2 separate regions of the Homo sapiens genome follow, and region 1 is linked to region 2. Evidence: chromatin loops called from intact Hi-C (ENCODE). Cell type or tissue: A673. All regions are shown on one strand. Links, peaks and the distances in the headings refer to the core of each region. The heading gives the core; the rest is flanking DNA. Region 1 overlaps TFAP2B (transcription factor AP-2 beta). Region 2 has its middle 120 kb from the start of TFAP2B.

Region 1 (12,392 bases), core at 7,182-12,181, 100 kb after region 2:
GTGCGTGAGGCAGCTCTGGATCCCCGGCTCCAGGATGGGGCTGGGTCGGCTGTTCCCTATCGGTGTCCGGTCCTGCGCCAGTAGATCCGTAAATTCTTTACAAAGTTGCCTGCAAAGGGGTGGGCGAGGCACAGAAAATCACCCTCAGTGTCGTTGTCATTGGCATTAGAAAGGAGACGCTCACACAAGCCCAGAGGCGCCGGGTCACCGAAGAGCGAGGCTAATGTGGGCGATTCCGCTCTGTTTCCTTTCCCAGCGCCCTCCCTTCTCGAGCAGCTGGGACTGAAAGGAAAGCGGGGGTGGGGAGGTAATGCACCCCTTCCACCCCAAAGCCTTGCCTTCCCCCGACTTCAGCCTTTCTCCCCTCCATTCCAGGACCGCCTGGACTCGCTTTGGGACATTCGCTAGGCTTTAGCAGTTGATTTTTAATACTTCATAATATTGAGCTCTTACCTGGCATTTCTTTTGAGCTGTTTCCCCCGCGCCCCTCCCACCTCTCCAACCTCTTGGTGATCAGGCGCAAAAAGCCCTGAAAGATTTAGGCCCCTCGGCCACAAGCCTGTCCCTGGCACTGAAGCAGATTGCTGGAGCCTTCCATGGCCCAGGGCAAGAAACTGTTTATTCTAGAGAATGCTGATTCCATTCAAAGCAAAAACCTGTTTACCTGCAGTATTGGGGGAGGGAGCTAGTTTCTGCCTTTCCCTCCTTTCTTTCTTCCAAGTGTAGGGCACTGAAAATCTTTGTATAACCAGACTGTTGTCAATATAAAAGGATTCCCATATAGTTTAAATAAAACCTAAAGGTAGGCTGTTAAGACACTAGGGAGGATAGATTTTTATTTGTTGAAGGTTTTTATTTCCTCAAGCCACCTACAATTTAGAGGAATCTCCCAGCCTTAGAAATCCTGCGTGCCTACCTATGGATTGAGCTTATTTGAGAAATTTTAATATAGGAGCTGGATGGGATGGTTCTAGCCCTGAAGGTCAAATGGCTGGCAGGCAGACACACAGCATCCCAAAGGCCACAGCTTTTCACAGATGGGCAGATTTCTCATGTCCACCTGCCTGTACCCAGCCTATGGGTCTGTGGGGTTTAGGAAAAAAATAAACCTACAGCACTCCAGTCCTAGACCCACAATGGGTTGGCCCGACTCACAGATACCTGGCCACACCTGGCCTAGCCAACAGGTAAACAGGGCAGGTGATTGGACTCAAAGAATCCTGGGGCATCCTTTCCTAGGGTGCTGCCACTTTGGGATAGTGGCTAAATCTGATGAGGAATACCACCCAGTCACAGAAGCTAAACTGTTGCTGGTTTTAAGATGGGTGGATAGAGAACACTAACAGGCACCCTCGATTCTCCCTTTGAAGTACACACATACATCCTCACAACCAGGAAGAAATAGATAAGGGTTCTGACCAAAGTGGGGCAGTTTTTAAGCTCTTAAGAGGTACACCTTAGAAACACCTGTGGGGTTCAAACACACACTCCCAGGCCCCCACCTCCAGTAATTCCAATTTAGAAGATTTGAGGATAGCCCCATACAGAAATATCTTGAAAAAGCTCACCAGCTGATTCTGATACCCTAGGTTCAGAAGTGCTGGCCTAAGAGAAGCCACAGTGCTTGGACAGTGGGTAGTTAGATGCATACCTTAGAGAAATGAGAGTCATTTGTGGGTCCTATCTGATTTATACAGTTTGGTTTTATTTTTTTCCCTAAAGTACCCTTCCTCTTTTATAAAGCACAACTGATCCCCCCCACACACACACCCCGTGCCTCACCAGACACCAGCGCAAGGGGCAGGAGGGCAATCTACTGACAAATACCTATTTTACTGCTGGTTGATACAGCAGATGAAAACCTTCAAGAAAGAGGGTGGATGCCAGGTTTTGATCATTGGGAGAGATGGGTAAAGTCTTTCCTTAAGTTTGTACTCATTACCAAAGTGCCAAAAAAGACATTCTGAACTGGGGAGAACAAATGCTTAGAGTCAAACATTTTAAATCTTCAAAGCCCAAACCAGGGTCTGTAAGCAATTAAAGTTCTGGGACATTAATATTTTTTGACCCTGCGGAAAGGGGCAATCAAATTCCAATCACGTCTCAAAAACATCTGGACAAATTTGAGCAAATGATTTTTCAGCCTTCCATATATTTCTTTAAATTACGCTGTCAACGGGACAAACCGCGTCCTCCAACACTAAATAAATGAGCGCGGCTGTTTGGGCCGCGCCTGCAAGAGAAACGTGCGGGCGCACGCAGCGCCGCCCACTGCAGGCCTGAGCCGGCCATAAAACACCAACAATATGACACCGAAGCCAAAGACAGGAGTAAATCAAATAAATAGAAAACCCACTGTAAAAGTTCAAATGAGCTCTAGACCTAAATTTAGCCAGAGATTTACTATTTTCCCCTCTGGAGTTGTAGTAAATTTTACAAGTCTGTGGAAGATGACAAACAGCAACGTTGGAAACGGAGTAATTAGAGCTGTGGGTAGAGATGGGTACACGTGGGTTTTATAGACTCCCTGAGCGAGCACACATGGCTATGTGGCTACGACAGAGAGATAGATGTGAAACCCAAGCAGAAATATGCACCTTCGGATCCAGGGAAGAGCTGGAACAAGAACTCCCTCAGAAAAGATCTGCCTGACATCCCCAGAGTGATAGAAGAGAATTGTAAGAAGGCTGGATTCGGATTAACAAAGCCATTTTCCCCAGAGAGGACACCTGAGACAAACCTGTAGCCCATCAACTCTGCCTACCTTGCTTGCCAGAGGCTGCAAATGCTACTTCTAGACAACCCTCTGGCTTCTTTCTCTGCCCCTCCCCACCACCTACTCCAAAGTCGGGTGGCCTAGCCAGCTGGGAGTGAGATGAGGGCCCAGAGTCTAATAAACTCACTTGGTGGCCAACAGCATATTCTTTCGGGAGTGCAGGTCACTCGGGTCTGTGTGCTGCCGGTTCAAATACTCAGAGACGGCTTTGGCGGGAAACTCCGTTTCGCAAATGTACCCAAAATCCCTAGCTAAGTGAACAGCTTCTCCTGAAAAAGACAGCAGTAAAGGTAATAATCAGCACCCAGGCCCTAAATATCCCAGGGCGGAGACATTCCCTTGTCAGCTTTGTTAGTATTTCCAGAGAAGGCCAGCTGTTGGAGCCAAAAGCAAAGGTGAGAGATGCCTAAAGGAAAAATGATTCTCAAGCTATAATTAAAATTGGTGGGACCAACTTTGCTCCTGTCTCTTTTTCCTGCCTCTCCCTGAGCCAACTCCTAGCTAGACATCCCCTGAATAGCTACGGGGTCTCCTACACCCTAATCTTTTTGTCAAGAGCCACCTTATAATTGAATTTGGACATTTGGCTGGACATTTAAGCCAGATTCCTCTTTCTTTTTAAAGCATCTGTCACACTTGCTTTAAATAAAATTTAAAAGTGACCATCATCTTGCTACAACTGTATTCCAACAAATATATAAAAACAAGCCCATGTGTATATATGTCCACATATATTAAACACTATATGTAAAATGTATATGGAAAGAGTATTTCTATCTGCAATGAAATAATAATTCTCCTTGTCACTTTTCCTGCTAGTCAAGTTTCAGGTTTCTCCCCTTCAGAGGTTCCTGTCATCATCCTCCTACTTCAGGACTTTTCACTGCACAAAGATGACACAGCAGCTACAGAAAACTGGAGTATCTAAGGTATTACTCAGCTTATGTGAAAGCCCCTTTCAAGTAAAGCATTATTACCCTTTAAACACAGCCTTTTGGGGTTCAAGGACAGATCCCATACATGAAAAACAGATATGTTGAAATACCCCATAGCTACATTATTTTTAAGGAGGATGACTTACTTTTAATCATTATTATCATAACAACAAAAGACTTCAGGCATGGTGCTTACAAGGAGTCACAAAACCAAAAACTGCCAAACAAATATTGGAATTTTAGTGGGGTTTCCAGTTTCCTCCCTTCTCCCCTGAAATCCCTGTCTTGAGCTAAGGTTACCTTGATTGCTTTCCAAAATGAGGACTATGATATTAGCAATTCCCTGAAGGGTAAAATGTGAAACTTCCAGGCTAAGAGTCAACCACTAGTAAGTGTGGTCTGGAAATTTCAGTGATTCCTGCCTCTGGAGGGTGTTCAGGCCAAGCAACTTTGCCTTAAAAATGGCCAAGTATAAGGCCTGTAACTGTGATGATTAATGGTTGCTGCCTAAATATTTTAATATTCCATCTTCTAAAACCAACTCTCTACAGGAGCATCATAATATTACACCCATACAAATGGAATTAAAACACAAGACCTACAAGCTAGATGCTAGAGAAAATTCTGCATCTTCCTCCATTAGGACCATCTGACTGTATTTCATATTATTTCCCACAAATTCAACTGCAGATCCTCTTGTTCTGGACTGTGTAGATGATTTTGTTTATTACATACCATAAATATCATCCCCAAACCCAAACTGATGAGCAAATTATAAGGTGCTTATTGCAATTATCACCCTATAATTCACAATTGATGAATCTACATTGAAGATAATACCTGACTCCCCTACATATTTCTTCACCCCTCCTCCCCAATCTTCCCCTAGCTATCATTGGCCTTACTAAGCTATCAATATTTCAATAACAACATGTCCCAGGTAATCTGCAGATTTGGCCCTAGGAGTGACAAAAGTTTTAAAATAACCATTAGGGGTCATGAATGCAATGTGTTTTCTACTACTGACAATTCAAATCTGGCAAGGTGAAGGGGTATAGAATGAATTATTGCTTAAAGAGTTACTCTTGCAAGAGTTCACATAGAGGATGTCCTGCACGTGACAGCAGGAGTGACCCCTGCTTTGTCTTGGAGGCTGGACCTGAGCACTTTTCAGAGCACAGGAACTCTCAAATACTTCCCTTGCCCTGTCTACAACTGCTGGCTTCCTCTAAGTAAAAGGACCTTTGAACCTCTCTCAAGAAGCCGCTTGACATCCAGCTCATAAGAGCACAACAATCACAACGATTTCCAGTTAATCATGAAATGTGTAAAATGTCAGCCTCCAGCCGACAGTTAAGCTCAGCCACTTCGTGAAATGGCCACACGTCTTGCTTACCTTCCACCAGGGAGGTGAGTAACGTGACATTTGCTGCTTTGCGCCTGCCCGCGGGTAAATTCAAACCGATTTTTTCTAGCCTTTCTCGCAAAGATCTCCCCCCATTTTTCGATTTGGCTCTGAAATTGCAAGAATTAACATTCTGATTAACCTTAGAGTGTTCCTGAAACAAAGTTTAGACTTAGCAATCTAAAGCCCAGTGGAGCTTGAAGAGGTTTTAACTTGAGGTTAGCACATTTTTCCCCCTTCCTTTTGGTTATTTGCTGATAGTTTGCTGAGGTTTGCTTAATTTCTGCAATACAGAGAATTTTTTTTAACTGAGTGTTCTTTTTTTATCTTGTGAGAAAAGAAAAAAAAAGGATACCAGATGGGAATAATTAGGTGTAGGTTATGGGTCTAGAGAAGGTAGAAGCTGCACATGCACGTGCATGTTCCTTCCTTGTCATGGAGTTAGTGAGGTGAGCAGAAACTGGGCAAGCACAACCTTGCTGAAAAGAGGATAAGAGCCAGGTGGCTTAGAGAGGAGAGCGCACTTGCTGCAACAGGTGGGCTTTGTGAGGAAGGGGTCAAGAGTTGCTGTATATGGTGTTATGTTAAAAGGAGAGGGCAGACTGAAATCGAAATGGTGATGATCATAATAACAGTAAAACTAACACTTTTGGAAGTGTAGTTATGTGATAAGCACTTTATATTGATTATTTTACTTCATCTCTGCAAATTTATATATACAGGCTTAATGTTCAGGGGGTGATTGAAAACTTCCACACTCTGAGGCTCAAAGCACTCACTTGAAAACTGAATCAAAGGAGGGCAGAGGAAGAGGATTCAAAATGAGAAAGTTCCTGGGTCACACCCTTAATTTCTCCCAAGATTCTCCTTGTATGTGCTAAAGTATGGACAAAAGTACAAGTAAAAATCCTCAGTTACTGTAATCTCTTTTGCTGTACTATTCATACAGTCACTTTTAGGAAAGAAAAGGACTGTCAACCCCCAGAAGGGGTCATCTTGGAAAGTTTTGTCTCAGACAAAGTCACTTTCATATCAGGGACACTGCCAAAGTGTTCAGGCATTGGCAGGGACTTCAAGGGAGGCATTACATCTTAAGATAAAATCCACATTCTCTCACATTTCCACGAGGAGGAGTCAGTCTCTGGGCTGTGGAATACTGTGAAGCACCTGAATGGCTCCCAGGAATACCTATAAATACTTCTAAAGTGATATTATTGCTATTATTGGTGGTGGTGTTATTGAAAGAGGGATGTCACAAATTTAGAAAAAGAGTTTATCAAACTGGGTTACAGTGCATCAGCAGGTTGAAAGACCAATTTCACTGGGTGCCAACTGCATTTAAAACATGCAATAAAAGAGAAAGAGTACACTGAAGGTATGAAGAGAGTTGCTTCATGAAACTTATGGGGTTTTTTGTGGGGGGGCTGGGGGGCTGTTAGTTCCGCGTTGTACTCAGGCTGGAGAATGCCCCCTGAGATGTCCTAGGGGTGACAGGAAGAGAGGCGCCAGGCGCAGGGCCAGGAAAGTGAAAGGTTCCCAGGGCGGCAAAATCTGCGGTAGGACTTGCGCGGCGCGGGCAGGCCTGGATGCAAGGACACTAGAGTTTGTGGGCGAGCAGGTGGCGGCCGCGGATCCTCCCAAGCGCTGCGCGAAAGCAATGCTCCGGCCACCCGGTTGCTAGGCAACTGCGTCAGACTGCAGATTGGGTTTTGCTGGAACCTTCTCCTCACTGTCCAATAAATAAAAACTGGTGGGTTTTTGTTTGTTTTTTTGTTTTTGTTTTTGTTTTTCGTGGTGGGGTTACCTTCTGAGGACTCCGCCGAGGAGAGATGCATTGAGGCATTCAGGGGGCGACAGCCGTCTCTGAACTTCTCCCACAGTTACTTTGTACTTCGAAGTTGAACTGAGCAGAGACAAACGGCCTGGGACGGAGCAAAACACCTCGCCGGTGTTGACAGACATGCCTCCCAGGAAGCCGTCTTTATTCATCATTAGAGAAGTCACCGATTTGGGAGGAACTGGAACTAGAAAGAGAGAAAAAATTGCCATAAAGGTGACCAAGTTTCGATCCTGATGACCGGCTGATAGAATGTGTCTCTGTGTGAGGCCACAGGACAGACACCAAGTGGAAAGCTGAGGGAGGAAGTGTTTATTCCAGTGGGGCTGCAGTGCGTTCAGAGAGCTGTAAACAAACAGATGGCAAAGCCATACCTCCTCTGGAAACTTACTTCGTGTGTAGACATATGAGTGTCATTTGCTACAGTCCTGCTCACTACCCAAATCAAGAAATCAAACAACCCAGAGTTTGGACTGTGCTGGGAACCAGGCAAATCTTATTCCATCGTGTGCTAACTCTGTGACCTTAGACACCTGACTGACTCTGTCTGAACCTCCTCAGTTTCCTTATCTGTCTCCTGAGGATAATAATGCCTATCTCATTTGGTGCTGAAGCCTGACGGTGATTATCACCATGCGGTGATATAAAATGGTAATTCCAATGGAAACCCCTTCCTCCTTTCCTATTGGACCCAGATCTATGGTCATCACTAGAAAGGATAAGGAGGGTGGACCCCATCAGATACTATGCCCAAGAACAGACAAATAATACCATTGAGCTGGGGAGCTGGGCCCAAAACAGCTGCTCATCTCTTTAAAGTGGGCCCCATTCTTCCCTACATAATAACAACAGATTCATTTAGAAAGGAACCCAAATGCTCATCTTCAGTGAAAGCAATTCTGCAGTGACATGAATTTTGTTTACAAATTAAAGCACCGGCTAGTGATTGTTTGGAACAGTTATGATTTACAACAGGTGCCCTGATCAATCAACCAATCACTCTAATTCATATGAGCGGCGGTCTTGCCTTGCCCCAGTTGTTTCTTTTCGGCAAGTAATTGATAACAAACCGCACTCAAGGTATGTTTTATGCAGAAGTTAATAAGAGTTGACAGCTGGTTGCCACTGCTACCCTGGTGCATTCAGCCTCTCCAGCCTGTATTTCTGCTTAATTGTGTTTCAGTGTCATCTGCATGTCAGAAAGAGGCTAGGCTCAGTGGAACCAGAAGGCTGGGAATGAGGAACAGTCCATCTCCCAGTTCCCTGGCAGTATTTTCCCTTGGACTTCACTGCTTAAGCCCATTTTCTTTATGTAGGTTTTACAGGCCCCTAAACAGGTGGCTATACCTCCTGACTTTCCCTGTAACTTTGCTTCTTCCACTGGGATATGAGGCCTCCAAATCTTCATGGTATTTGTCGATCACCAGTCCAAAAAATCTTTGGAAACATGCATCTGGTGTGAAAAAAGAGGTTTCCAACCCTACCTATTTGATAAAGTCTATCTCACTTTGTAATTGTGTGGGGAAAAGATAGGCTGTTTCTGTCGTCTGGAGCCTAGAACCCTATATATCAAACAAGATGCATAACATCCCTTCTATGGAACAGACTAACCAATACTGTGTATTTCTCTAACAGTTTATTCTCTCTACCACAGATTCCAGTATACAAACCTCCATAGTTGTTTAGAGACTCCTAGAAGCCAGGTTGCTCCCAAATCTTTTATTTACTATGAATTTCATTAGATCCTTTACAAACACCTTGTGGAAAAGAGCTTTATTACAAGAGTGGATGAGGAGACTAAAACATTCCCTTCTGCTACTACCCAGTAGGCATTTTAGGATCTATGGATCTGTCCACAGAGCCCAAGACCTTGTCCCAGATGGATGAATTGATGTTGGCAACAGAGTAAATATTCTGCCCTGTCATGGGGCGGGGACAGGGGATATAGAGAGGTGTTCCTTCTTTTTGATTTCCCTCATTTTCTCATCAGTGAATCTGCTTCCCATTTAAGAATGAATCAATGAAAAGTTGAAGTGTGAATGTTAATCAGATTTGAGTGAGATGTGAAGTTAAAGTCACTTAATAGACAGGTGATTGGTGGGGGCATCTATTTCAGTCTATCTTACTCTTCACAACAGTGCTGATTTCCATAATTCAGACTCATAGTGAAGGCATTAAAAACAAATAATTGACAATCATGGGAGTTGGCATTATGAAAACTTGGAAAAACTTATTTTCCAAAATATAGATGGCCCTTTGTAATTTTAACATGATATGAATTATAGAAATAAATTAGATAAAAATCTCACCTCTATACTTAGCAACATATTTATCTCTAAATACTATTTAGAATATTTTTTTAAATAACAACCAACTCCACTAAGCTGAAAGTACTAAATTCACTTCCTGCTTCCCACAGTGGATAACCAAATACCCACTGAGTATTGGAATCTTACCTGCTTCTCCCTGTCCCAGAAGCTAAACCTCTGGAAAAGCCGGGCCTTTAAAGAAATGTTATAAACCACCCTGTAATTTCACTATTGTTAATTGCCTGATTCACCCGACAAGAGCTATTTCCTTTGGGGAATGTATATTGCTCCCTGCCATGGGTTGAGTACCTTTCTGCATATACATTATCACCTGCATACCCCCAATCCAATCAGCTTCTGTCAGTACACTGCCCTCTCTGGGAAGGTTTTTGTTTTTGTTTTTGTTTTTGTTTTTTCCCCTTCCAGTCAAAGCAAGGACAATGTCAGAAGATGTGCTTTGGACTATATTTCCATTTTCTAATTTAAGTATCACAATTGTGTTCCCAGCCTCCTATCCTCATGTTCTAAACCTCTCTCCTTAGTATTGGTCCCCTAGACCAGATCTGACACATTTCTTGTCCCAACTTTCCTTTAGATCCATAACTCCATCATAATCTACTTTCCCTTCCACTTTCACACCTGCTTAGTTCACCTGATTAACCCCATATTTTACTTTCTTTGTCTTTTCCCTTCTGCTTTCTTCCAGTTTATCAATAAACCCAGAGCTCAACAGGGCCTGGTTGATTTGTTAGTAATTATGAGCACACTGTTCCTGCTCATGGAACCCAGAGATGACTGAGATAGGTTTAAAGCGACAGCAGGAAATAGTAAGGAAATGGGGCATGGCAAAACTCAGCATGAAGCTTTCAGTTCTTTACATGTTTACAATTTTCTGTGCATACATTAGAAGTATTTTTTTCCTCTTCAGTTCCCAGTTGGGTGTCAAGGCCAAGTTCTGGATGTAACACCCACAAAACTCATTCCCCTCCCTTTTTTGCTGCATTATGCTGGGGAGAAGTAAAAAAAGGCTAAAAACAGATCAATATTTCATTAACATGGCTGGAGTTTTATTTAAAAGAGAGGAAAGAAAAATGATTAGAGAAAATACTATTCATTAGTTGACTATAGAAGAGCTAAAGTGTTAATAGGCTAGTTTTTAATCTCTACTCTTTAAACTTAAGTGTGAAATTATAGTTTTGAGAACTTTGTATTTGATTCTATCTGCTGGTGAGGAGAAGGGAAGAAATGAACCTATCTTATAGATTCATAAGGTAAGTACCTTCGAAAGGCACTCTTGACCTAAAGATGTAAATGACATTGGGAAACAACCAGGAGGCTTAGCACTGACTCAAAGTGGCCCCTAAAAGTTAGCACTCTTTTTCTCACCAGCAAAGCACCCTTTCCTCAGATCTAAACACTTCCTCATGTACCTGAGTGTAAAATTTTATTCCACAACTATAGTGCATGTATAAGTGTGGGGACTGAAATTGTGGGGAAAAAAATAATTTCCACAAATAAAGCAGGGATATTAAAAAACTCAAACATCCAGTATTGGCATCTTATAGGGACAGAGTCTAGAAGGCTAAAAGGCTGGAAACTGAGTTGAGTCTCATCACTTACATGGTGTATAGGACCTTGAGAAAGTCATTTATTGTCTCTCTCAGTTTCAGCACTTGGAGTGTTGAAGAAGAATGTCTAACCTACCTGACTTTGAAAGAGTGGCTGCAGTGTTTCTCAGGGTCTCTAGTTGATAAATAGCTATTGGGATCCAAGTCCAACCTGGAAATGGGAACTTCTTCCTTTTGAGAGGAAACTCATACCGTTCAGAGACTCTGACAGACTCTCAGAGCATTTTACCTTCTAGGTCAGAAGAATCCCAACAGAATCAATTGTAATAGAAATTTGGCAATTTCTTTATTTCCCATGAAAGAAAATCCACACCAGTCAAAGTGTTTATGTGGGGAAGGGGCCAGAACTAACGGGAAAGAAAGTGGGAGAGAATGGAGGATGAACTGAAACTAACCAAACAGGATATCCCTAAGACCAATGAAAATGCCCCACAGTCACAACATTTGAACCTTGGATTCCAGCCACGCTAGCCTTTCCAAGAAATCCCAGAATATTTTCTGCTGTCTAAGGTGTTAAACAGATTGCATATTGGCTTCTTATTGCACCAAAAACTTTTTCTTAAAGTTTAGGTGAGCCTTTTTTTGAGTTAAGCAACATGATGGTGGCAGTGATCATTTTTATTAGCTGGGTACACCCTCTTCCTCCCCCCAGATTTCTAATCTTAATGGAACTGAGAGTTAAGAATGATTTTTTAATGTCTCGTTGGATTTTTAGACTGTTAATGTACCGAATCCTTCTCATTATTACTTTATTGATTGCTCATTGACCAGCCCCCTTCAAATCGTATTAACCACCCTCTGCCGGTTTAGATTAGGAGAGTTTAAAAAGCACCTTTCATTACTCCCCCCGCCCACTCCCGCCATGGAGTTGAGACTAGGCAGCTTAATGGGAGCTCTAATGGGGCAGCTAAGAGGAGAGGGGCCACGGTCCCTGCAGATTGCATTAATAGCTCAAAGGGGGCCAATACAGAAAATTAGCCGTAAACGAGCTCTGGAGATCTTCAAATGAAAGAGCCATTTATCACGCTGGCTACCTTCACTCCACTCGTTTGCTCTCTCTACTGGGAACAACTCATTTCCTCTTAACTAAATTACTTCAGAAATGTCAGCTAAGCCCAGATAGCAAACATAACAAGAGAGGGAGCCCATAATCTATGGGGTGACATAAACACAGGTGAAAAATTAGATTGGTTAAATTTTAGAAGGGGCCTTACCATAACTGGAGAAAGAGACATAGAGATAGAGACATGCATCATTTATGCCTAAGTCTTCTAGCTTCATAAACACAGACTCAGAGACCCCCAAACCTAGACCACTTGCCAATCTGTTACTAATGAGGTAGAATTTTTTTTTATCTGCCTAAAAGCCCATTAGAAAATATATTAAGAAACTAAGCCTTCTTCTAGGTGTTGAAATTTAGAATATTTAGTTCACAAGACTTTCTCACCTCTTTTACAAAATTCATCTCTTGGAAACATCTCTCATAATTGGGGAGATGGTGA
Region 2 (12,392 bases), core at 2,562-7,561:
CTTATTTGGCCAAAATACCCAGGGAAACTATGGAATTCCACTTAAAACCCCCAAAATCCAGTCAATTAATATTTTCTTTCCTTTATTCTGCCCATTTGTATTAATTCAATAGCTGCTCACTATATAGAAAAGTTGGCTACCACTAACATGACTATTCTATTCTAACACTGTTGGCTTTCTTTTCAAAACACTCAACACTTTAAAGCAGTTTTTATCTTAAATTTTAATGAAGGAGAATTCGGTGGTGATAATTAACATAAGGTTTGATGTTACTAAGACAAACTCAAACACAATGGCTGTAGCCAGGTCAAGAGGTCTCATTTAGGTTTCTTCTTCAACACCCACATGTAGAGGACACAAAAAACTGTGGTTCTAATTTTTTACAGGATCACAGTCAATTAAACCTGCATAATGTTAGTCTCTTCTGGATCTATTTTCAGTGAGGGAATTTGAGAAGGTCATACTGTAAGAGATGGCTCAACAAACCAAAACTCACATTAAACAAAAGAAAGACTTTGATACTTCAATATTCTCCCCTTCTGTTTGGAAAAAGTGACCATTGCACTAATGACTACACATTACAATGAAGCAGCAGCATCTTACATTATCTTTCCAGTCCATCCAATTATTCACCTCTACGTGTTTATGTACCACTATCAAGAATTGTTCATGGAAAGAATTTATGCACACATCACCAAAAAAATTCCAAAATAGTCTATGGAAAAAAAGAAATGGCTTTTATTTTGGGGAGGAAAGGGAGCCAAATGCACCTATTAATATTTCCTTCCTTCAAATATTATAAAGGCAAAGTGAATGATTGGTTTAGAGAACAGTAAAATTGCTAGAAATGTCCTCATGGACCCCACAGGACATTGTTGAGGTAGCCTTATAGATGCACCTGTTTACATCTGCCTAAGTCCCCTACCACATCAAAGCTCCTCGAGAACAGCACTTTGTTTTCTCTTCTTGTAGCATCCCCATAATGACTCATGTCCAATAAGAGCTTCATAAATGTTTTCTAATGAAGGCATTAATACTATCAAGAGGAATATGATAAGACTAAAAACACAGGTCATTTATAATTTGCACCAGGGGCAACACTGCTGCCCAATTGGTAGTTATTATCAGTAATGCACACTAATCCTGCTTCTGCCAAAAGCCCGCTGGCACCTCTGAAATGATGACACATTCACAGAACAACAGGCCAGTGCTACAAGTCATTGCCAAGTATAGTGGGTAAACAGGAAATAAGGAATATTTGATGCCACTGAATTGGTGGGAGATGAATTTGGGTGGCATGAAAAAAATTCCATGTATTTGTTCAACTTCTAGACACCAATATAATTATATGTCAAAATTTGTGGGAAAGTTTTAGTGGCCCAGAATGTTAAAAAATCAGTTATTTTTCCCATCAGGAATTCTCTTACATCAGTTGGATAAAAAGAAACCACAGAAATACTTTTCATAACGTCTTAGCTTACCATGAAGTGCCACTTGAAGCACATTCTCTCTAATCCCCCAAATCCTTGAACAATGCAGAGTGCTGAGAGATCAAACCCAATCTTGTGATATTCCAAATTAATTTCAGAAGAAGTCTTTGCACATGTCTTCAGTACACTTTCTAACATGAATCTCATCCTACAAGGACAAGACTAGGCATGTGAAGCTTTGAATTCTAATTCCAGTTTGTCTACTTGGATCCTCAATGAATTACTTAATATCAACCAGTTTGTTTTTAGATTTTTACCGCAATCAATTTTAACCAACATCCAGGTTACAGAGTTGTTGTCAAGATCGGATGAGTTATGTTGGTGAACCTGCCATGTATATGGGAAAGCATTTCACAAATACACATTAGTGTAGTCAACATCCTGTGTGCATTAGCCAAAGATGTTATTTTTATTTTTGTTAGGGAGATAAAATTCCTACTTAAGTAGTAGATACCTCAAAGATATTAATACATCATTTTGGACTGCCACTGGATTGCAATGATTTTCAAATTCCATAAGAAATATAATAAACATATAAATAATATGTGGTGGAATGTAAAAAAAAAATTGCCCCTGAAGAAAAGAAAATGGTTTTCTTTAAATCAAATTATCTGGTCTTAATTTTATTTCCATCTTAGACTCAGTTTCTCTAGTTGTGAAAAATAATTATCACTTCCCATTTTGGGGGGTGGTATTGAGAAATAAATAAGATATGTCATAAAGGATCCGGCATGTAACAGATACCAAATTAAATATAATTTCTCTTCCTTCACCATTCATTGGTTACAACACTATAAGCCATAGATCATAAAATCAATGTTTGCATTAAGATGATTATACAAGGGACTGGGGCTGCTCTACAAAATCACTTACATAAGTTTATACATGAAGTTGAGTATAAACAAGAACTAAAGCAAAAACTCTAAAATCACTCAAACTCTTCACACCTTCCCAAACACATCATGTTCTTTCATCATTTTTCATAGTGAAAGAAAAGGAAAAAATCAAGTCTTCTTCATTCATGCTGTTGATGTTCTAAATTACCACCAGTGACTTTCAATGTTCCACTTCTGTAGGATTTAGACTGCAAACTCCACCCCCTTGTAAATCCTGCTGTGACAATGGATTTGATGTTGTCCCTTTCTATTTGAACAGAGTAGAGTTTTAGAGACTGTCCCGTCATATTCAGGTCCAGTCACAGGACCTGAATTCAACTTGAAGAGGTCTCTGCTTGTCAAACTTTCTTTCGGTCCCCATCTCTTTTCCTCCTTGCCTCCTTCCTTACCTGCCATTTCTCTGGTCCACAATTAATAGGCCCTGGAGTTCCAAGTCCCACTTCTTAATCACTCTAGGCCATGGCATCACCAAGTGTGCCAACATGACATTTCTGGGGTGCTAATGTTGTTGCCATTCTCCAAACAAACTGCTTGGAGCCTTCTTTCCAGAGTTTTGTTTTTGTTTTTGTTTTTTTGTTTTTGTAAGAGACAGGGTCTTGTTATGTTGCCCAGGCTGGTCTCAAACTCCTGGACTCAAGTGATCCTCCAGCCTCAGTCTCCCAAGTAGGTGGGACTATAGGCACGCGCCACCATGACTGACTTAGAGCTTTGCTATTTGAGGCCTCTGGAAACCAGTATACTTGGGAGCACAGGTATGGGATATCTAGCTCAATGTACTATCAAAGACTTCCCGGGGCATAGGATGAAATGCTTTTTGAGGTTTGGGAGGAGGTGCTGGAGAGAGAGACATTAAGGAATCCCAGCCAATTAGGTTTTGTCATGTAGAACTCTCAAGGCAAATATATGTTTCTGTGAAATGCACTATATGTGATATAGGGGGAATATCCAATACTAACACAGATTGAAAGTCCAGAGAGTGAATGAAGTAAGAAAATAAAAAGTATAAAATTATATTCTACTTTGTGAAATAATATTAATTGCACATACTTAAAAATTCTTATTCTTTATGCCTAATCACCACTGAGATTGAGAATTAATATATAAATTATTAAATGTTTTAAATTAATTTGTATAAATATTGCTGGACTAGAATGTGTATGTCAGCCTTCTTAGAATCTTGCTCTCATAGCATGTTCATCTATCATAAACTTGTCTGCTCACAACTTTAAAAAGCATAAAGGAAGATCTTGCATGTTTCATAAGACATTAATAATTGAGATGACCAATTACTTGATTACATAAGTTAATTAGTTAATGTCTGAATATTTACTTTAATTCCTCTACTAAAACTACATATTTATTGACTTTTCTTTACATATGTTCTTATAATATGAAAAGAAATGTAAATGAAACAGAAGTACAAATAAACACATCTGTCTTAAATGCACTAAATCACACCACAAGAAGTGGATACAAAATTTGTTAAGCTCTTATTTTACTCTATTTTATTTTCACTTTTAGACACAGAGTCTCACTCTGTTGCCCAGGCTGGGGTACAGTGCTGCAACGTTGTCCAAGATGTCTGGAACTCCTGGCCTCAAGCAGTCCTGCAGTCTTAGCCTCCCAAATCTCTTGGATTATAGGAGGGAGCCACCATGCCCAGCCCTGCAGTTCTTTTTAATACATCGATGGTGCTTACATTTGGCACTGAATTGTTCTGCCATTATGGTTTGCATGAAGGAGAAGAAAAATCTCCTTGAACACACGGTTAAATTGGTAAATTTGAAAAGATCATATGGAGTTGCAAGCACTCTATTGATAACTACTTATTTGTGTTTTACCAGCTATTTCCATGACTCTCCTACCTTCTTTTTCCAAGTCAATTTCTTAAATGACCAGGACATCATACACCATAATCCCCATATACACAAATAACAAATAAACGTTCTTTTAGGGTATGGGTGGAGTGAATTTTGATTCTTTAAGCAAGGGTGAAAAATCTTGATTTTATCCCTATTATACATGCAGGAAAGCAAGAAGACATTTTAGCCGTGCTATTTGGCTCTTCTATTTTTTACCTTGGAATGTATGTCCTTCTGTGCTCCCCTCCCATCCCACATTAATTCTCCAGCAGCTCATACATATGGCTGTATAAGTCAGAGCCTTCATTTCTAATAATTTTCAACTGAAAGACATGCTTTATTTTTTAACTGGAGCATAGCTAATAATGCAGATGAAATCTGGTCCTGGTAACATTTGATCTGGCCTCAGATGAGAGAAGCTAGGTGGCATCAGCCTTTTCTGATATAATCTGCAGCCAAGGAGTGGCACCAGTATACAAGTGACATGCATATCACATGTATCAAAGAGGAAGCTCAATCTGTAAGGCAGTAAGACTCTCTCACATCCCAGCATGGGTGCTGGCCCTGAGCTGCAGTTCCAGTAATTGACATAGTTGCCCAATGCTACAAAACAAACTCAGAAACTATTCTCATTAGACATCCCCCTGCTTTGTGACTCTGTTATTGTAAAACCCAAACACTGAGCCCCATACCAGCGTGGCTCTGTTTTTAATTAGTTCTGATGGCATTGGGCTGTAAGCCAAAGAAAAAATGAACTTCCTGACTGAGGCTTGTTGCTCAGTATGTTGCTTCCTTCTTAGAGAGATTGTTTTCACAACATTTTATGAAAAGGACTACTGACAGAAATAATATAAGTTTTTACTGCTTTTGATATTTTTTTCAGGCCTATAAAAAGCAGCCAAAAGTCAGATTTGTACAGTTACAATGCCATTATTTAGTCTTTTTTGCAACCCAGTTGATTTGTCTTTTGACTAAAGACATCCTACACGATTAATTTTTTTAATGGAGAAAACACAGGCTTCTGTTAAAATTTTAAGACCATGAATGTTTTAGTGTTTCCACTAAATTAATTTGGTGATATATTTTTTACTGCCTGGGTCATTGCCAGCATAATGTTAGAATTGAGATTCTGGTGAGGTCACCTTTGGAAAACAAGGAAGTAAAGGGCAGATGGGAATTTCAGACAGATAAAGAAAAATTTAGACAAACGCTGGAATCCTATACAAGATGAGACTTCCCTGGCCACTGATTTTTTAACCTATCTGGGACCTTTTGAAAATCCTTTCAATATGAGAAATTTTTCAATTTCTGAGTCTTTCCTCCTCAAGTTAGAAGCTGGGCATTTGTTTTCCCAGATCCTCTTGTAATTTGTTATGACATGTGACTTAGTCTCTGCCAGTTAGACCCACCCACTTACAACTTCAATTTGGAAGAAAGTGAAAGGAGAAAGGAGACACCACATGGAACTCCTTCCTTCTGGCAAGAGAGGCATAGGGCTATCTAGCAGCCAGGAGCAGCAGTGGCCCAGGTCTTACTGGCACCTTGAATCAGTGTCAACAGCACCCTGTGCAGAGCCATGTACAAAGGTGGTGGTCATGGGGTCTCTATCAAATCAGTGCAGCAGTAGGGCTGGGTACCCTATCTGGATGCATAGCCTTCAAGTTTGACTCCTGGCTCTCCTAAAGATTCAGTGAGTTGGCCAATCACCTTTAACAATTTACTTTTCTATTTATCTTAGCTAGAGTGACATTTGTTTTTGGCAAACAGGAACTCTAGTACAACCATATTGACTCTATGCTATGCTTCCAGTAAACAGGTAAGAAGAAGGGGTTAAGCAGAAGTGAAGAAAGAGTCTTTGGAGTCGGTAGGACATGGTTTGGAATCCTAATTCTTCCACTTAATGGTTGTGTGAACTCAAGACAATTGCTTAACTCCACTGAGCATTCCTTCACCTGAAAAGTGAGGATGTGCAATCCACAATTTATGAATTTCTTTGAAAATTTTAGTAAAATATGGTTGCAGTTATTATTAGTACCACTAAGATGGGCATTTATGTGATTTTTTTTCAACTCTTTTTAGGTATGGATATAAATTTTATTTTAAATAAGTAGATATTTACTTTATTTGGGTTCAGGCTTAGGGAATCACTGAATTATAGTCTCATTTTATCTAGACATTGCCTCAGTCATGCCTATGCCTCTAAAAGGGTAATTGTCTGCATTTTTCTGTAAAAGACCAGAGGAGATGTCACTGATTATTTTTTATTCAAAGCTATTCATACATACGAGTACTTTTTGATCAAACAAAATAATTCCTACAATGTTTATGCACCTGTTCCTTTTGAATACTTTTAGTAGCCTGTCAAATTTCTATGCATCCTTCAAAGCACACTGTAAATTCCATCTCCTCTCTGAAACCTTTTCCTGCCTCTTTTGGTCAAATAGGAGTTTGCCTTCTTTGAACACTGATTATATTGTCTCTTGTGACAATTAATTCATTCTTGCTTACGTGAAAGTTATTTGTATACATGCCTTAAGTCCCCTCACTGGCATAAACTAGGCTCCTTAAGATGAAGATTCATCTCTGTATCTCCTGTAGCCTTTTGCCAAGTGCTCTGTACATGCCATTCCTGTATAATATATTATAATCTATACTACTGTAACATTTTCTCTTAGCTCTGTAACTATATTGGAAGCTCCTTGAAGACACATATATATCTTGTTCATCCTTATATTATCCTTGGTGTCTAATATTCTCCTTGGTGTCTAGCACATATTTGTGGAATTGCATTAATAAACATTAAACTGAAATTTTCTCTATATTTTCACCTTTTATTCTTTTTTTTTTTTTTGTGAGAGGAGTTTCACTCTGTCTCCAAGGCTAAAGTGCAGTGGCGCAATCTTGGCTCACTGCAACCTCCGCCTCCTGGGTTCAAGTAATTCTTTTGCCTCAGCCTCCCCAGTAGCTGGGATTACAGGCATGCACAAATTTACTTTTGGAAATGAACAATGCAGAGAAAGAAAGCTGCTACTTTATAATGTGAAAAATATTACCTGTTGTCTGGGTGTAATGCTGTCACAAGGACAGGCATTTGGTGAAGAAATGTAATATATTTCATTGAGGAGTTATGGTTTCATTTACACTGATATAGGGCAAGCAGGTAAGCATGTAAGCGAGAAAATCAAACCATCCACGATCATGGTGAGGGTGGGATATCAGATGCAAATACAATACCTATGTTAAGATTGTGTATTATTTTGTAGTAAAATTCCCATGTGCAAGTGTGAAATTGCAATATTAATAAACTTACTTAAAATAGTTCTGCTGTTTTAATGTATTAACTTGGAAGACCAAAGAGAATTTAAAGTAAGAAAAACATTGTATACAACCTGCAAAATAAACTCCAAAGCTTTAGCTTCTAAACCACATCACTTTAAGTGTTTTCTAAAGTAATTGTCCTTAGTCTGTGTAAATATATAATATATAATTACATTGTATAAACATGAATACACATATGCGTATCTGTCTCTGTGTGAGTATTCTTTGTGTATGTGCATTCTTAAAATTGTTCTTGAAATGCTCAAAATAATATTAATTGGAATTACCTTTGCAGCAAGTAAAACACAGTGTTTAGGGAATGAAGAAGTCACTAACTTTCACATTATGCCTTGCTTTAGTATTTGAATTTGTACCATGGGAATTTATGTTATGTTTATTATGTTAATGCATTTTTTGTTTGTTTGTTTGTTTTTTGAGATGGAGTTTTCGCTCTGGTTGCCCAGGCTGGAGTGCAATGGCACGATCTCAGCTCACCGCAACCTCCACCTCCCAGGTTCAAGTGATTCTCCTGCCTCAGCCTCCCAAGTAGCTGGGATTACAGGCATCCACCACCACGCCCAGCTAATTTTGTATTTTTGGTAGAGATGGGGTTTCTCCATGTTGGCCAGGCTGGTCTCGAATTCCTGACCTCAGGTGATCCACCTGCCTCGGCTTCCCAAACTGCTGGGATAACAGGCGTGAGGCACTACGTCTGGCCTAATGCGTTTATTTTTAAACTAGCCTACAATAGGAAGTAGATAATGAGTATATCCTTCAACTAATAAATTCTTCCTTTTAACTGTCTGTTTTCAAGAAATATGTGCACTTCAGCAAAAGAAACTACCATCAGAGTGAACAGGCAACCTACAAAATGGGAGAAAATTTTCTCAACCCACTCATCTGACAAAGGGCTAATATCCAGAATCTACAATGAACTCAAACAAATTTACAAGAAAAAAACAAACAACCTCATCAAAAAGTGGGCAAAGGACATGAACAGACACTTCTCAAAAGAAGACATTTATGCAGCCAAAAAACACATGAAAAAATGCTCACCATCACTGGTCATCAGAGAAATGCAAATCAAAACCACAATGAGATACCATCTCACACCAGTTGGAATGGCAATCATTAAAAAGTCAGGAAACAACAGGTGCTGGAGAGGATGTGGAGAAATAGGAACACTTTTACACTGTTGGTGGGACTGTAAACTAGTTCAACCATTGTGGAAGTCAGTGTGGCGATTCCTCAGGGATCTAGAACTAGAAATACCATTTGACCCAGCCATCCCATTACTGGGTATATACCCAAAGGACTATAAATTATGCTGCTATAAAGACACATTCACACGTATGTTTATTGCGGCATTATTCACAATAGCAAAGACTTGGAACCAACCCAAATGTCCAACAATGACAGACTGGATTAAGAAAATGTGGCACATATACACCATGGAATACTATGCAGCCATAAAAAATGATGAGTTCATGTCCTTTGTAGGGACATGGATGAAATTGGAAATAATCATTCTCAGTAAACTATCGCAAGAACAAGAAACCAAACACCGCATATTCTCACTCATAGGTGGGAATTGAACAATGAGAACACATGGACACAGAAAGGGGAACATCACACTCTGGGGACTGTTGTGGGGTGGGGGGAGGGGGGAGGGATAGCACTGGGAGATATACCTAATGCTAGATGACGAGTTAGTGGGTGCAGCGCACCAGCATGGCACATGTATACATATGTAACTAACCTGCACATTGTGCACATGTACCCTAAAACTTAAAGTATAATAATAATAAATAAATAAATAAATAAAAGGGAGGAAAAACTCTTTAACAAAAATGAAAAAAAAAGAGAAATACGTGCACTTGATTAAAAGGTGAACCTATAAGGAAGCATCACTGTATCTAAAAACAAAAATTTGTCTGGGTGTCATAACTCATGCCTATAATCCCAATGCTTTGGGAGACTGAGGCAAGAGGATTGTTTGAGGCCAGGAGTTTGAGATCAGCTTGGGGAAGATAACATAGTGAGACCCCATCTCTACCAAAATTAAAACAATTAGCTGGACATGGTGCCATGCATCTGTAGTCCTCACTACTTTGGAGGCTAAGGTGGGCAGATCACTTGAGCCCACAAGGTCAAGGCTTCAGTGAGCCATGATTTCATCGCTGCACTCCAGCTGGGCAACAGAGGAACCATCTCTAAAAATAAATAAATAATGAAATTTATTTTTTATTATATACTATATATTATTTTTAATACACATTTCCTTTGTGAAATGGAGATATATAAATAAATAGTAAATAAAAATATTCCATAGAAAGCTAAAAAAGATAATCTCATAGAAGTAGAGGATAGAACAGTGGTTACTAGAGGCTGAGAAGGGAAGGGGTAGGGTAGATAGGTAGAGCTTGGTTAATGGAGGCAAAATTTCAGCTAGATGTAAGGAACAAGCTCTACTGTTCTGTAGCACTGCAGGGTGATGATACCTAACAATTTATTGCATGTTTTCAGGTAGCTAAAGGAGATGGTTTTGAATTTTCCCAGCACAAATAAATGATAAATGTTTGAGGTAACAGTAATCCCAATTACCTTTATTTGATTATTACACATTGGATACATATATCAAAATATCACACTGTACCCCATAAACATATAGCATTATTATGGGTCTATTAAATATATATTTTTAAAAATTCCACAGAAGTGTCTATAGAAATGTTTTATAAAATAAATATATTCTATGGAATACTATGTAACAAGTAAAAAGAAAGAAGTAGGATAGTGGCATGGAAAGACTCCCAAGACTTGTCAATAAATAAAAACAAGCCAGGTGTGGTGGCTCACGCCTGTAATCCCAGCACTTTGGGAGGCTGAGGCAGGCGGATCACGAGGTCAGGAGATCGAGACCATCCTGGCCAACATGGTGAAACCCTGTCTCTACTAAAAATGCAAAAATTAGCTGGGCGTGGTGGTGCGTGCCTGTAGTCCTATCTACTCGAGAGGCTAAGGCAGGAGAATCGCTAGAACCCGGGAGGCGGAGGTGGCAGTGAGCCGAGATCGCACCACTGCACTCCAGCCTGGTGACAGAGTGAGACTCCATCTCAAAAAAATAAAATAAGTAAAAAATAATAAAAATGGCAAGTTGTAGGACATGACTCACAGTATGATCTGTCACTTTATGTGTGTAAATGTACAGATATATGTAGGTTAATAAATAACAGAGTTCTAAAAAGATGCATACCAAACTGTGATTAGTGCTCCTGGAGAGTCAAGTAGTTATTACAAGGAAAGATAATAAAGAAATTTCACTTTTTAGTCTTATAACTCTGTATCATTTGAATGTTTTAAAGTTAAAATATTGTAATATATTTTCTACATAAAAATTAATTTAAATAAATAGGTAAATAAAGTCAACTTTTCTGGAAGTTGGAAAAAGCATTTAATGACTATGGTAACACTGATTATTCAGTGCTAGGGGTCCAGATAAATAAGCACATTTGAAAACTAAAACAGGAAATTTCTGGAACACAGAGTTTTCTTGGAATAAAACTACAAGGATGCAGTCTGTTACCATGAAATTTGGATATTGTGCTGAACAACAAACAGGAACACAAATAAAAGCAATTTGACTCTATGTATACATATAATGTTATCACTAAAAATGTAACTCCTTGTTCCAAAAACTGTTCTTCTCAATTTATTTTGAGATTGTCACCCAAAATTATTTGTTTTGCTTTATTTGTTGTTTCAAGATTTGAAAGAATAACTGTTAGATATGTCTCAAAGCATGAAGGTAAAAAACAGAAAATGTTTAAAAGAAAACCTTATTAAACATTTTTGTATTGATAAATTCACAAGTAGCTGTCCTTGCTCAGTTGCCAAGTCACAGTCTTTTGAAGACAAGGTAAAATACTATCTACCAAATCACAGAATGAGAGGCGCAGGCTGCCTTGCCTTCATGCTTCCCTATAAGGACACTTGCTCTCTATTCCCTTCTAAACATCTGTCAGCATAGCCCTTTACAGGGATACTGGTATGTGGATTGATTTTACAGATATGAAAAATTTCACTTAAGAATTTCCCTGGGCAACCAATCCTTCACAGTTGCCACATTATTACAACTGGGTGAATAGACTTAAATACGTCAACTAAGTCCACAAAAACAACAATGAAGCTGTCTCCAACCTCTGCCCTCCCCCATTCCCCCGCAGACCTCACCTCCTACTGGTCTCTCTCTGGTACAGTCCACTCCTTACTCTCACTTTGACAGTCAAACTTCAGGAATCAGGACCTATTTCCTTATGGGTCTGTGTGCCAGGGAGACTGTTCACTCCATACTTCCTTCTGGCCTCTGCTCAAATGTCACCATCTCAACGAGGGCCTTCTGTTCTTTATTTTTCTCAATAACACTTACCCACCATCCAACATACCACACATTTTATTTTTTCTTGTTCCATAGCTTTATTTATAATAACTAAACAACTAAAATCAACTTAGATGCTCAAAAATAGGAGAACTGATAAGTCCTCTAAGATACCTGGAATACTGCTGAGCAATACAAATGAAGAAATGTTGGATACGCACAATTGTAGTAGTTTTCTATTGGCACCATAACAACTTATCACCAACTTGGCTGCTTAAATTTATCACGTAGTTCTTTTTATATGTATTTTATTTATTTTTTACTTTTATTTTATTATTTGTCCCATCCCATCCCAATAGAATGTAAGCTCTTTCAAGGTATATATTTTTGCCTGTGTTTTTCACTCCTTTATCTTCAGAGATAGAACAGTATCTGACAGAAGATTGAT

The links. Peaks named below come from ENCODE experiments on the same cell type or tissue, not always from the same donor. Only the 100,000 strongest peaks of a DNase experiment are listed, where the experiment ranks them.
Region 1: it touches region 2 in a loop (5-fold over the local background); 1 of 110 quality-filtered maps calls a loop at or near these places.

What each region holds. Positions count from the first base shown.
Region 1 is chr6:50,830,809-50,843,200 of GRCh38, reverse strand. TFAP2B (transcription factor AP-2 beta) reads right to left here. Exons shown (of 7, transcript NM_003221.4): 4 at 6,921-7,140; 5 at 5,108-5,226; 6 at 2,904-3,045; 7 at 1-109. Among named protein-coding and RNA genes, the nearest start is that of TFAP2B, 18 kb to the right of the region's middle. RefSeq lists an enhancer at 142-647. In A673, for the core only: no CTCF peak of the experiment used is centred there; a DNase peak (open chromatin) is centred at 10,120.
Region 2 is chr6:50,928,917-50,941,308 of GRCh38, reverse strand. No RefSeq gene overlaps it. Among named protein-coding and RNA genes, the nearest start is that of TFAP2B, 120 kb to the right of the region's middle. In A673, for the core only: a CTCF peak has its summit at 4,694; DNase peaks (open chromatin) are centred at 4,908, 5,328 and 5,648; H3K4me3 peaks cover 1,093 bases; H3K27ac peaks cover 1,722 bases.